2 separate regions of the Homo sapiens genome follow, and region 2 is linked to region 1. A link is an interaction called in ENCODE POLR2A ChIA-PET data of the cell type or tissue named here. Cell type or tissue: GM12878. All regions are shown on one strand. Links, peaks and the distances in the headings refer to the core of each region. The heading gives the core; the rest is flanking DNA.

Evidence for each region. Peaks named below come from ENCODE experiments on the same cell type or tissue, not always from the same donor. Only the 100,000 strongest peaks of a DNase experiment are listed, where the experiment ranks them.
Region 2: POLR2A ChIA-PET joins it to region 1 with 5 read pairs; 3 of 35 experiments call an interaction of 5 or more read pairs at or near these places.

The regions. Positions count from the first base shown.
Region 1 is chrX:120,232,597-120,237,982 of GRCh38, reverse strand. It overlaps the pseudogene NKAPP1. Among named protein-coding and RNA genes, the nearest start is that of ZBTB33, 16 kb to the left of the region's middle. In GM12878, for the core only: no CTCF peak of the experiment used is centred there; no DNase peak of the experiment used is centred there.
Region 2 is chrX:120,285,529-120,290,904 of GRCh38, reverse strand. It overlaps TMEM255A (transmembrane protein 255A), which reads left to right. Exons shown (of 9, transcript NM_001104544.3): 5 at 3,683-3,751. Among named protein-coding and RNA genes, the nearest start is that of TMEM255A, 23 kb to the left of the region's middle. In GM12878, for the core only: no CTCF peak of the experiment used is centred there; DNase peaks (open chromatin) are centred at 3,294 and 3,800; H3K27ac peaks cover 2,133 bases.

The sequences.
Region 1 (5,386 bases), core at 178-5,177:
AAGACTGTTTTCTTTATTAGTCTGTTTTCACACACCATAAAGACATACTTGAGACTGAGTAATTTATAAAGAAAAGAGGTATTGATTCATAGTTCTGTATGGCTTGGGAGGCCTCAGGAAATTTACAATCATGGCGGAAGCCAAAGGGGAAGCAAGGCACATCTGACATGGGAGCAGAAGAGAGAGTGAGAAGGGGGAAGCACCAGACACTTTACAGATAACCAGTTCTCATGAAAACTCACTCAGTATCATGACAACAGCATGGGGGAAACCCATCCATCCAATTACCTCCCACCAGACCCCTCCCTCCACATGTGGGGATTATAATACAAGATGAGATTTGGGTGGGGACAGAGCCAAACCATATCAGATACACGTTCTTTTTCTAAAAACATAACTACAATACCATTATCATGCCTAAAAAAATTAACAATAACTCCTCAACTCTCATCACACTCCATTTTTAAATTTTTGTTGTTTTCTAGCCTAGCAGTTTCACATGAGGAAGACAGCATAAAGAAAGCCAAGGTCTGACTGCTTCTTTTTGATGATCAATTAATCTAGAATATTAATCAGGGAACTACCTCCTCCCTCTTGCTTCTAGCAGCACTAAACAAAAGGTTCCCTTTTTGTGTTTTTATCATCAGGAACCAGGGTCCTTTCAAGGAGGTTGAATGAGACAAAATACATTTGAATGCATGATTGTCAGCTTCTGAGCTGGGGAATATGCAACAATATGCCTTCTGGGCTGGGGATGGGTGAGCAAAGGGAGAACTGCCTCATTCTGGCTTTGGTAGAGTCTCCTCTTGTGTTTCATTTGATGCAGAGGAACTTTGGGCCAGAATGATTCCTATTTCCCTATGTCCTCCACAGAAAGGGAGGATAGTGAACAGAATTTGCAATATACTAGATAGATGTTTGGCTGCCACCTTCCCATAAAGCCCTATGAGTAGCTTCTTCGGAAGATTCCTTTAGACTACAGGGTTGTGTCTAAGCTCTTCAGCATAAATGGAGATGGGCCCTGTCTTGAAACACACTGTTCTTTTACTAGGGACTTTCCCCACCCCCATTTTGCATATGTATGTATGTGAGCCGTACAGGGCGTATTGGTGATTGAGGAATGTCAGCTCATAAAATGAGGCTTCCTTGTAATTCTGTTTAAATGACTTTTCCTTTGAAATTCTTATCCATACCTTATTTGGCACACAAAACAGATATACAGTTGACCCTTGAACAACACAGGTTAGAGCTGCATATGTCCACTTATATGTGGATTTTTTTTCAATAAATAGAATTGGCCCCCCATATCCACAGGTTTCACACCTGCAACCAAATGCAGATCAAAAATACAGTATTCGTGGGATGCAAAACCTGCAGATAGGTAAGGCCAACTTTTTGTATACTTGGATTCTGCAGGTTCAAGTGTGGGGCTTGAGTATGCATGGATTTTGGTATCTGCAGGGGTCCTGGGAACCAATGTTTACAAGGAATTCACAACTTTTTTTAAATAAAAAATGTGCCTTATAAAAAATGGTGCACTGACTTTTTTGTTTATTTAGTTCATTTAACAGACATTTGGTGAACTGCACTTGAGGATGTGCCATGCAGAATTTGAATCTGGCAGAAAAACATTTTGGAAAAATTTGTAAAAAACAGACCTAAGAAAATGGAGACTACAAATGAATGCTGATGACAGGGGCCTATACCAGGCCAAACAAAGTCAGGGCAAAGCAAGGCATAGACAGAGGAGGCAAGGACAGCATGGGAAGCCTGGATATTCTAGGCTGCAGTGGCACTACAAGAACCCAACTCCAACTGGGCTCCAGAACAAGGATGGCATTATAGAGCCCATCCAAGATTATGATGACAGATCGATGGCAATGGGTGACATATATCTAAAATCTAAAGCCTTCTGATATCTTCTCTACTTGATCTTCCTAATCTTAAACCAAACCTTCAGGGGGAGAAGGAGAATTGGTTCAGTATATTTAATAGTTCATATCTTAATAGAAAAATATAACATGCAAATCTATGTGCTATTGAAATTTTAAACCACAGTGGGAGAGACTATTATGTTATTACTAAAATATCTTAGGAAAGTTAACACTGCAAGCCTTCCCTTCAGCTCACCCTTAGTGAGCGTGGACTATTTGCCAAGCTCTGGACTAGGCCTCTGGCTTTGTTTTGTAAACCAAAAAGTATCTGAGACAGGTCTCAATCAATTTAGAAAATTTATCTTGCCAAGGTTAAGTATGCACCTGTGACGCAGCCTCAGGAGGTCCTCACGACATGTGCCCAAGGTGGTTGGGGCACAGCTTGGTTTTATACCTTTTAGGGAGACATGAGACCGATCAATATATGTAAGATACACATTGGTTTGGTCCGAAAAGGCGGGACAACTCGAAGTGGGGAGGGGGCCTCCAGGTCATAGGTAGAGACAAATGGTTGCATTCTTTTGAGTTTCTGATTAGTCTTTCACTGAATACACGATTTACAGGAATATTCACTTATCCCTTAGTCTGGCTTAGTCAAACAATAGGGCAAAGAAAGCAATCAGATAGGCATTTGTCTCACGTGAGGAGAGGGATGACTTTAAATTCTGTCTGTTCACAAGGAATTTCCTTGTGAGCAAATTGTGAGGGAGGTATATAGCTTTGTAAAAAATCTTTGTAGTTATCTTATTTAGGAATAGAACAGGAGGCAGGTTTGTCCTGCCCAGCTTGACTTTTCCCAGCTTGACTTTTCCCTTTGGCTTAGTGATTTTGGGGTCGCGAGATTTTTTTTTTTTTTTTTTTTTTACATTTCCCCCCTTTTAAAAATCCTTCAGAGAAAGCATTTTAGAAGAAAATGAGTCCTTTGGTCTTAGGTTTGTCTGATCTCTCATGGCTAGGATGCTTTATTCCTACATGATTAGGTCCCATGTTATTAGGAAAGCTCATGTTTAGCAGGTTGTGAAGTTTCATGTCCTATGAAGAGAAAACGGGGAGGAAGGGAGAAAGGCAACAACAAACAAGAACAATCCTGGAAAATCTATATAGGCCATATTACTCTGAAGTCCATGCATGAGTAGGCAGTTATGAAAGTGGTTGATGTATGTAAATAGGTTGCTGTTATTTTCTTCTGAAGTTGTCTAGCTTCAGTTTGCAGGGCTTGAAGAAAGCACAGCTTAATTTTTAGTGATTTTAAATGAGGAAAAATGGGGAAGAAGGGAAAGGAAAGAAGGACAATTTGAAAACATTATTTTGGAGACTTGTAGCCAGGAAAAAATTAGAATTCAGTCTAAACTATAGAAAATAATAAAAATTGAAAAACACTAGGCAAACTAGAATCTAACAGGTATGCTATAGTTTATTTGGAAACATATTTTTTTCTCTCTCCAGTCCCGTTTTCACTAAAGACAAATCATAGGACAAATTCATTGGCAAAATAAGTTTTAGTCTTATGGCTGCAGTATTTGCATAAAGTCAGCAAAAATAATTATTTGCCATATAGTCTTCTCTTTTTTTAAAATTGGCTTTGCTGGAACTTTATTCTATAAGGAATCTCAGATTCAACTTTAATGCCTTAAGCCCAGCCTGTGCCTGCAAATACTTGTATTAATTGGGTGAATTCCTCACCTCAAGGTCCCCAGAAAACTTGGGTCTCCTGGGCCTGTCAGAAAGTGGCATTCTTTACTTACCACGTGTTAGGAGACTGTACAGGGACTGTGTAGATAAGGTATGAGGATAGCTTTTACAAGGGGCTTTTTTTGGCCCTGTAAGTCAACTTTGATTTCTTAAAGGAGACTATATCTGAAAGTATGTTATTCCTGTCAATACCTTGGTAAAATAACCAGTTTTTTCCATTTGTATCCTGTTACAAAAGAAAACAGATTCTTATTGCACTTATGCAACTAACTATGTTGCTATAAGTTAAGTATACATGCAACTAGTTTCCAAATTTTGGAGAGATCAGGTAGAGAGAAATATGCACTAAATTTTGTTTATAGGAGTATACTTAAGTGTTAAAAGCTGTAAATAGCTCAAAAGAAAAGTTTTCTTGGCTCTGAAAAACAAAGGATGAGCAACATTTTGAGCAAAAGTCATAATTATTTCAGTCTTCTATTAGTTCAGTCTATGTAGTTAACTCCTGTTCTGCTTGATAATCATAAACATTTCAGCTCTCCATGGGAGCCTTGGAGGTTTTTCCTCTATTCTAGTGTCACAATGTCCAAAGTTATCAAAAGTGTGCATTCAAGAGCACCTGTCAGAGTCCTATGCTGATTATAAAACCACCTTTTGAAAAGGATGAAAGTGGCCAGGCGCGGTGGCTCACGTCTGTAATCCCAGCACTTTGGGAGGCCGAGGCAGGTGGATCACAAGGTCAGGAAATCAAGACCATCCTGGCTAACATGGTGAAACCCTGTCTCTACTAAAAATACAAAAAAAAAAAAAATTAGCCGGGCGTGGTGGTGGGCGCCTGTAGTCCCAGCTACTCAGGAGGCTGAGGCAGGAGAATGGCGTGAACCCGGGAGGTGGAGCTTGCAGTGAGCCGAGATCGTGCCACTGCACTCCAGCCTGGGCAACAGAGTGAGACTCCCTCTCAAAAAAAAAAAAAAAGATGAAAGTAAAATAACTGTGGATGAAAAAATCTTAGAACAGTCATAGTTAAAGAGACAATTGACAAGGAAATTTGGTTACTTCTATGGCATACAACAATTTAACATAATAATCACAATTACCACCGATAACATGCTATAAGACACATCAGAATCACAGGAATTTCATATAATTCTGGAACACATACTAATAACACATTTATATAAATCCAAAGAAAGTTAAACACTTTCATATTTAACAATACTTCTGTATGGTTTTATTATATCAAATAAGCCAAAGATGTCTCTTTTGGACTTCAGGAGACTAATATCAAAAAATTAATGAGGTCTGAAGTTAAAATTTGATTTTGAAAAGTTTGTCAAACATAAAGAGTTTAAAACACATGATATCACAAAATAGGATCACAGGTCATTGTAAAATAAGTCATTCATTTAGCCAAAGTAATAACTCGATTTTTTAAAAAAGTTAAAAACTTTTATTCTTTGAGACAGGAGACTTAATTTCCAAAACAATAAGTCCTAATAAAGATGGCATGAGGCCCAATTAAATTTGTTTTTCAAAATTTTATAAACCTATAAAATTTTAATCATCTTGACTATAAGATATAATTTTCCTAAGTCTTTTTTATAACCTTTATAACCTTTTATTAAGGAGTGGGTGAATGCTTCAAGAAAACCTTGTTAATCTAACACAGGGACCCATATGCTGGTCTTACATCAGTGTGCCTTTGACATTAATGGTCAAAATCGGCCCTTATAATCTCACACATCCACCTCTCTCATGATAGT
Region 2 (5,376 bases), core at 377-5,376, 53 kb before region 1:
CTAGTATTGGGGGCAACGGGGTAGAGAGAGAGCACCAAGAAGCCACATGACTTATGGTCAATGCCGTCACCCAAATAGTCTATGAAATGGCATCTGAAGAAACAATTCCTGGGCAAGGAGAAAAACAAGGAATGCCAGAGAAAGGCCCTTTGCCTGATTTTCTTTCAGGACCAGGAATATAAATGTAGGCCCCTCTACCAGATCCATCCCTTCTGATTTTAGCTGAGATCAGCCATCTTTTTCATCATCTTTTTCTTCTTATAAAGCAAATGACACATCAGTAACTTTAAACATCCATAATTCTACCACCCTAACTTGACAATTTTTATTGTTTTTGCATATTAGCTGCTGAGTATATACCTATTTTTGTAGCATAGTTGCAGTCAATCATAGTATGCATACTATTTTGTATTCAACAGAAGCCATCTTAATAACAATAATTCCTTGTTTTGTGTAGTGCATTTAGCTTTTCAATGTGACTTCACATCTATTACCTCATTTGAAACCCACAGTAATCCTGTGATATATATAGGGCAGGCATTATTATCCCCATTTGACAAACAGTATTCACTCTGAGGCAGTCTCCATGGCAACATAGGCCTAGTGGCTAAGAAGCCTGCAGTAGATTTTGATGGCAGCATGAGCTAAAATGGCTTCCTTTTTTCCCCTCTTCCCCTCATTCCTAATGTTGTTTAATAGCTTTATTGAGATATAATTCACATCCCATACAATTCACCCATTTAATGTGTATAATTCAATGATTTTTAATATATTTAGTATGTATCAGTTATTTATGTGCAACCATCACCACAGTCAATTTTAGATTTTCATCATCTTGAAAAGAAATCCCATACCCTTTAGCTTTCACCTCCACATTCCCACATTCTCCCCAGACCCAAGCAACCACTAATATACTTTCTTTGTGTAAGGTATCCCTATTCTAGACATTTCATATTAATAGAATAATATAATATATATATTCTCTTGTGATTGGTTTCTTTCAGTTAGTATAATGTTTTCAAGATTCGTTCATGTTGTATCAAGTACTTCATTCCGTTTTATGGACTAATAACATTCCGTTGTATGGGTATACCACATTTTCTTTGTCCGTTCACTAGTTGGTGTACATTTGAGTTGTTTCCACTTTTTGGTTATTATGAATAATTCTACTGTAAACATTTATGTACAAATTTATGCATGGATATATGTTTTCATTTTCATTTTCATTTTCTTTCTACCTAAGAGTATAACTGCTGGATCATATAGTAAGTATGTTTATTTGTTTGAGGAACTGCCAGAGTATTTTCCAAAGTGGCTGCACTATTTTACATTCCCACCAGAGTGTTTGATGGGTTTGATTTTGCTACATACTCATCAACTCTCATTATTATCTGACTTTTTGATTCCAGCCATCCTAGTGGGTATGAAGCAGTATCTCATTATGGTTTTGATTTGCATTTTCCTGACATTCCAATGTTTTTGATCATTGGCTCCAGTCAAAGGCAATGGGCAAAAATTCAAATTATATTTACTGGAAGTTTCCTCTAATGACCACTACTTGCCTCTGAGTCCAGGCCCTCTGTACCTCCTGCTGCTGGTGACCTGCAGTACAGCATTTGACTCAAGTATTTGGGGGTACGACTGGATGAATATTTAAGAAAATCTTTCTGCTTATACTATACCTGCCCTAAGACATTGGCTAGTCCTCATTGACACCCAGAGAGCTTTGAGGAAGGAGGCTTTATTAATCTATGATGGTATCTGTTGGCCAACTTAAATGAAAGGCACATTTGGACCCTAGCACAGCTTGGATGGGTGAGAGCCAGCTGTCCTATTGTTGAGGCCCTTTAACATCATCTTTCCCTGTTCCTTTGACTTGGGTGAATCTGAACTTCCTCTCAAGACCTACCACCTTCTCACTCACCCTTCTCTATGTGTCTTGTGCCATTTCTCTTTTGTCTCATATTTCTTTCCTTTCCCCTCTCCCTAGTATAGCCATTAACTAGCTTGGAAAATCACTTTACCTTCTTGTACCATAGTTTTCTTTTCTTCTAAATGGATATAGTAGTAACCTACCTTTCAGGGTTAGCATGAACGTGAAATTAAATAATGGGAATGGATATGCCCTAAGAGGGCCTGGCATAGAGCAGACACTCAACATAAAACAATTTCCTTTTCTACCCCTTCATGCCATAGTTGGTAGCCCTTCAGATTACAGAGGTTGCCAAGCCCTGGCTGAGTGACCTTTTCTTGCCTCCCAATTGCCTTGTTCTTGTTACTCTTCTGGGCCTCAATGAAGAGTATCAGCCAGAGGCAGCAAATGGGCAACTATCACACGTCTGTCTTCATGTAGGGCACTTGGTGCCTGAATGCTTTTTGCAAAACCAGGAGGTGAGAAGGGCTGTGACCAGCACATTAAGCCTCCTCTTCAGCAGGATAATTATGATAATTATTCTGCCACTACCCAAACACCAAACATGGACAATAAGCCCTTCCAGGTGTGAGCATGAACACCCTCATTCCTTTCCAGCTAGACTCCAAGCTAAGCTAACAGGGCAAGGTACTTTCAGAACATTGAGCAGGCAGGAGTTTCATGTAGAAGTAGCTAGCTGATGGAAAGTCCTAGAACCTTAATGGGGAGGCCGGCTAAAAGGCAGGAGGCATTTGAGTGCCAAGTACAAAAGACGCTAAATCACATGTGTGGGGAAAAGCAGCCACTGAGATGATCGTAAATGGTGAAAGAAGTGGGGGCAGAAGGGAAGGAGACAATACATAAATTCCCTCTGCCTGGGTACTTCTGCCAAACCCCAAGGTCAATTTGCATAAGTTGTTTGTCCTGTCCTAAGGTGCCTTTGGAAGAAGCCCCCTACCACTCAGGGGAGGTTTAGCATCAGTCCGGAAAGTGAACAGCAGCTCCTGCCTGCAAGCTTCCAGGCAGCCCTGGCTTGTGTCTATTGGTTCTACCCCAACCCCCATGCATGAGAGCTCTCTCTCATCAGGAAGCTGGCCAAGCCAGCAGAGTAAATCGACTGTCCTTGAGCCCCATGTTAGTTTTCTGAGACTTGAACAGTGTTTTTGGAGTTCACTGATTTTATCTAATCTATGCAGTTGGGTGAAAATGGCTCACAGTTCAATTGAGTTAAAATCTACAGCAGCCTCAGGAGCTGCCCCTCCTCCTGAGGCTTGCTTCCTGAGCTCTTCCTTCTGAAAATGATGCGGAAATGACAGCAAGAGGTACAAGTCAGCCAACCATAGTCCTGTCCCCAGGTGATAATGAAACCTCATTGTTGGACTTGAGCTCTCTCTGCTTGAAAGTGTCATTTCATAATAACCTGGAGTTTTGCATCTTGTTCCCTGAGGACTGTTTACAAGAAGACAAAGGCCAGAAGTAAAAGAAAACCAGAGAGGAAATTTCAAGAAGCCCATTTCTCAATCAGTTTCATAATTTCTCATTAACCAAGTAGTCTAATAGAAAGTAATTTTTAAAGTATTTTTGTCTAATCTTCACTCAGTCTCCCTAGACAGGTGACTTTCAGAAATTAACCCAATCTACTGCCTGCCTGCTTCTGTGTGTGTGTGTGTGTGTGTGTGTGTGTATTCAAACCTTTTATTACCAAGTACAACACTTGCTGTTTTATTTTCCAAAGTCAAAACCCCTTTGTTTTGGTGTTTCCCTTTTCAGGATCTGAAACCACTCTACGCTAACCGGTGCCATTATGTTCCCAAGACATCACAGAAGGAAGCTGAGGAGGTGAGCCAGAATGAGGCTGCATGTCTTTACCTCCTGGGAAAGTCCCCTGTTCTGCCTGAAACACCCTTTCTTTTACTCCTTTTCATGGGCCTAAGTTTTATTTCTAGGTATGTATAGCTGATTTGTTCAGTGGGTCAGAGCACATTGCTAATGAGGCCATGGTCATAGGTTGGAGCCTCATGAGGCCTAATCAGTTTTACTTTGTTCTGTGGCCACAGGCTGACCCTCTGACCCCAGCCGGGAGCCTCCCCATATGTGGCTTTGATCCTCAGGGGGACAAATGAGAGTACAGAGGCCACAGGACATGACCCTCCCCCATCTCTGTGGATGATGGTTCAGTTGCCTGAACTCAGTGCTCAGTTGGAATAAAAGTGGAAGCCCCACCAGGGCACTAGGCCTGAACTACGGAGGCAGAGCCTGAGTTCCACACATAGGATGGGTCTGGAAGCCAAATGAGGGTAACTGAGAAGCCAGATCCACCTTTATGCTCTGGGGAGGCTGGGACTGTCAGCCTGGCCCCTCTCATAACACCTCCAAGAGGCCAGCCTAATAATGCTTGAGCATGCACAGATGAGTCTCTCTTCTGCCCCAAACAGCTCTCCTTATGTTCCATGTTGCCTCAAGCAGAGCTAGATGCAATGCGTAGTGAGGCAAAGTATGACTCCAGGTCATTTTTGGAGAGCTTTCATTTCAGTATACAATAATCCCTTCCCAACCCAGGGATTTCTCCATATGAAACTGTACCTAGGCTTCCAGGAATCTTGACAATTTTGTACTCTATTAACCTCACATTGAAAGTCAATCATTCCCAAATAGTTAGAAAAATGGTAAACTTTCAGTTGGGAAGAGAAAAGGAAGGCAATTGGATGTAAAATGGCCACTGCATTGCACAGCTTCAGGGGAAGCCATTTTACATAAAATACAATGTGAATGGGTGCCCTTGGAGTAAGGCAAAGCAGTCCTGCTCCAAAGGCACCATGGCAAATACTTTGATTATGTCTCTGCCATCCACTTGACTCCTTTTTCTTTTAACAACCATAAATTTACTATTTCTCTCACTGTTCTCAGGTTAGATAGGAGGAATAGAAATGCATATATGATAACAGCTTATCTGAAAGGCAGTAAGCATTTGGATGAAGGACCCAATATAGAAAAAAATGCCCATTTGCTATGAATATTCTCTATAACAAAGCAAGACAAATTTAGCAGCACTTCATTGCATCTGGATGGGGGAGAGAGCTGGACAATTTCTTGCTAACAAGAGATGGTAAATGAAATTCTTTTCCGTTTTTAAAACCTTTTTGCTAACTCAAAATGTGTAAAATGTCATTGCTGTTCTCTAGATTTTGTTGTGATAGCTTTCTTGCGTTAATTTGGTGACTGTAAAAATATTAATAATGACTTCCATAGGTTCACTTGTAACCCTGGTCCCCCTAACCCTATTTTTCCTACATAAGGTCATAAGTTCCTCAACCAAAAATTCTCCTTCCACGAGGGTTATGAGGAACCTTACCCAGGCAGCTAGAGAGGTACTATTGTACTTCAGAGTGCATGCGCCGGCTCCTCTGTCTTCCTTCCCACCTTATCTTCTTTCCTCCTGTACCCTGATTTTGCCTGCCCTCATA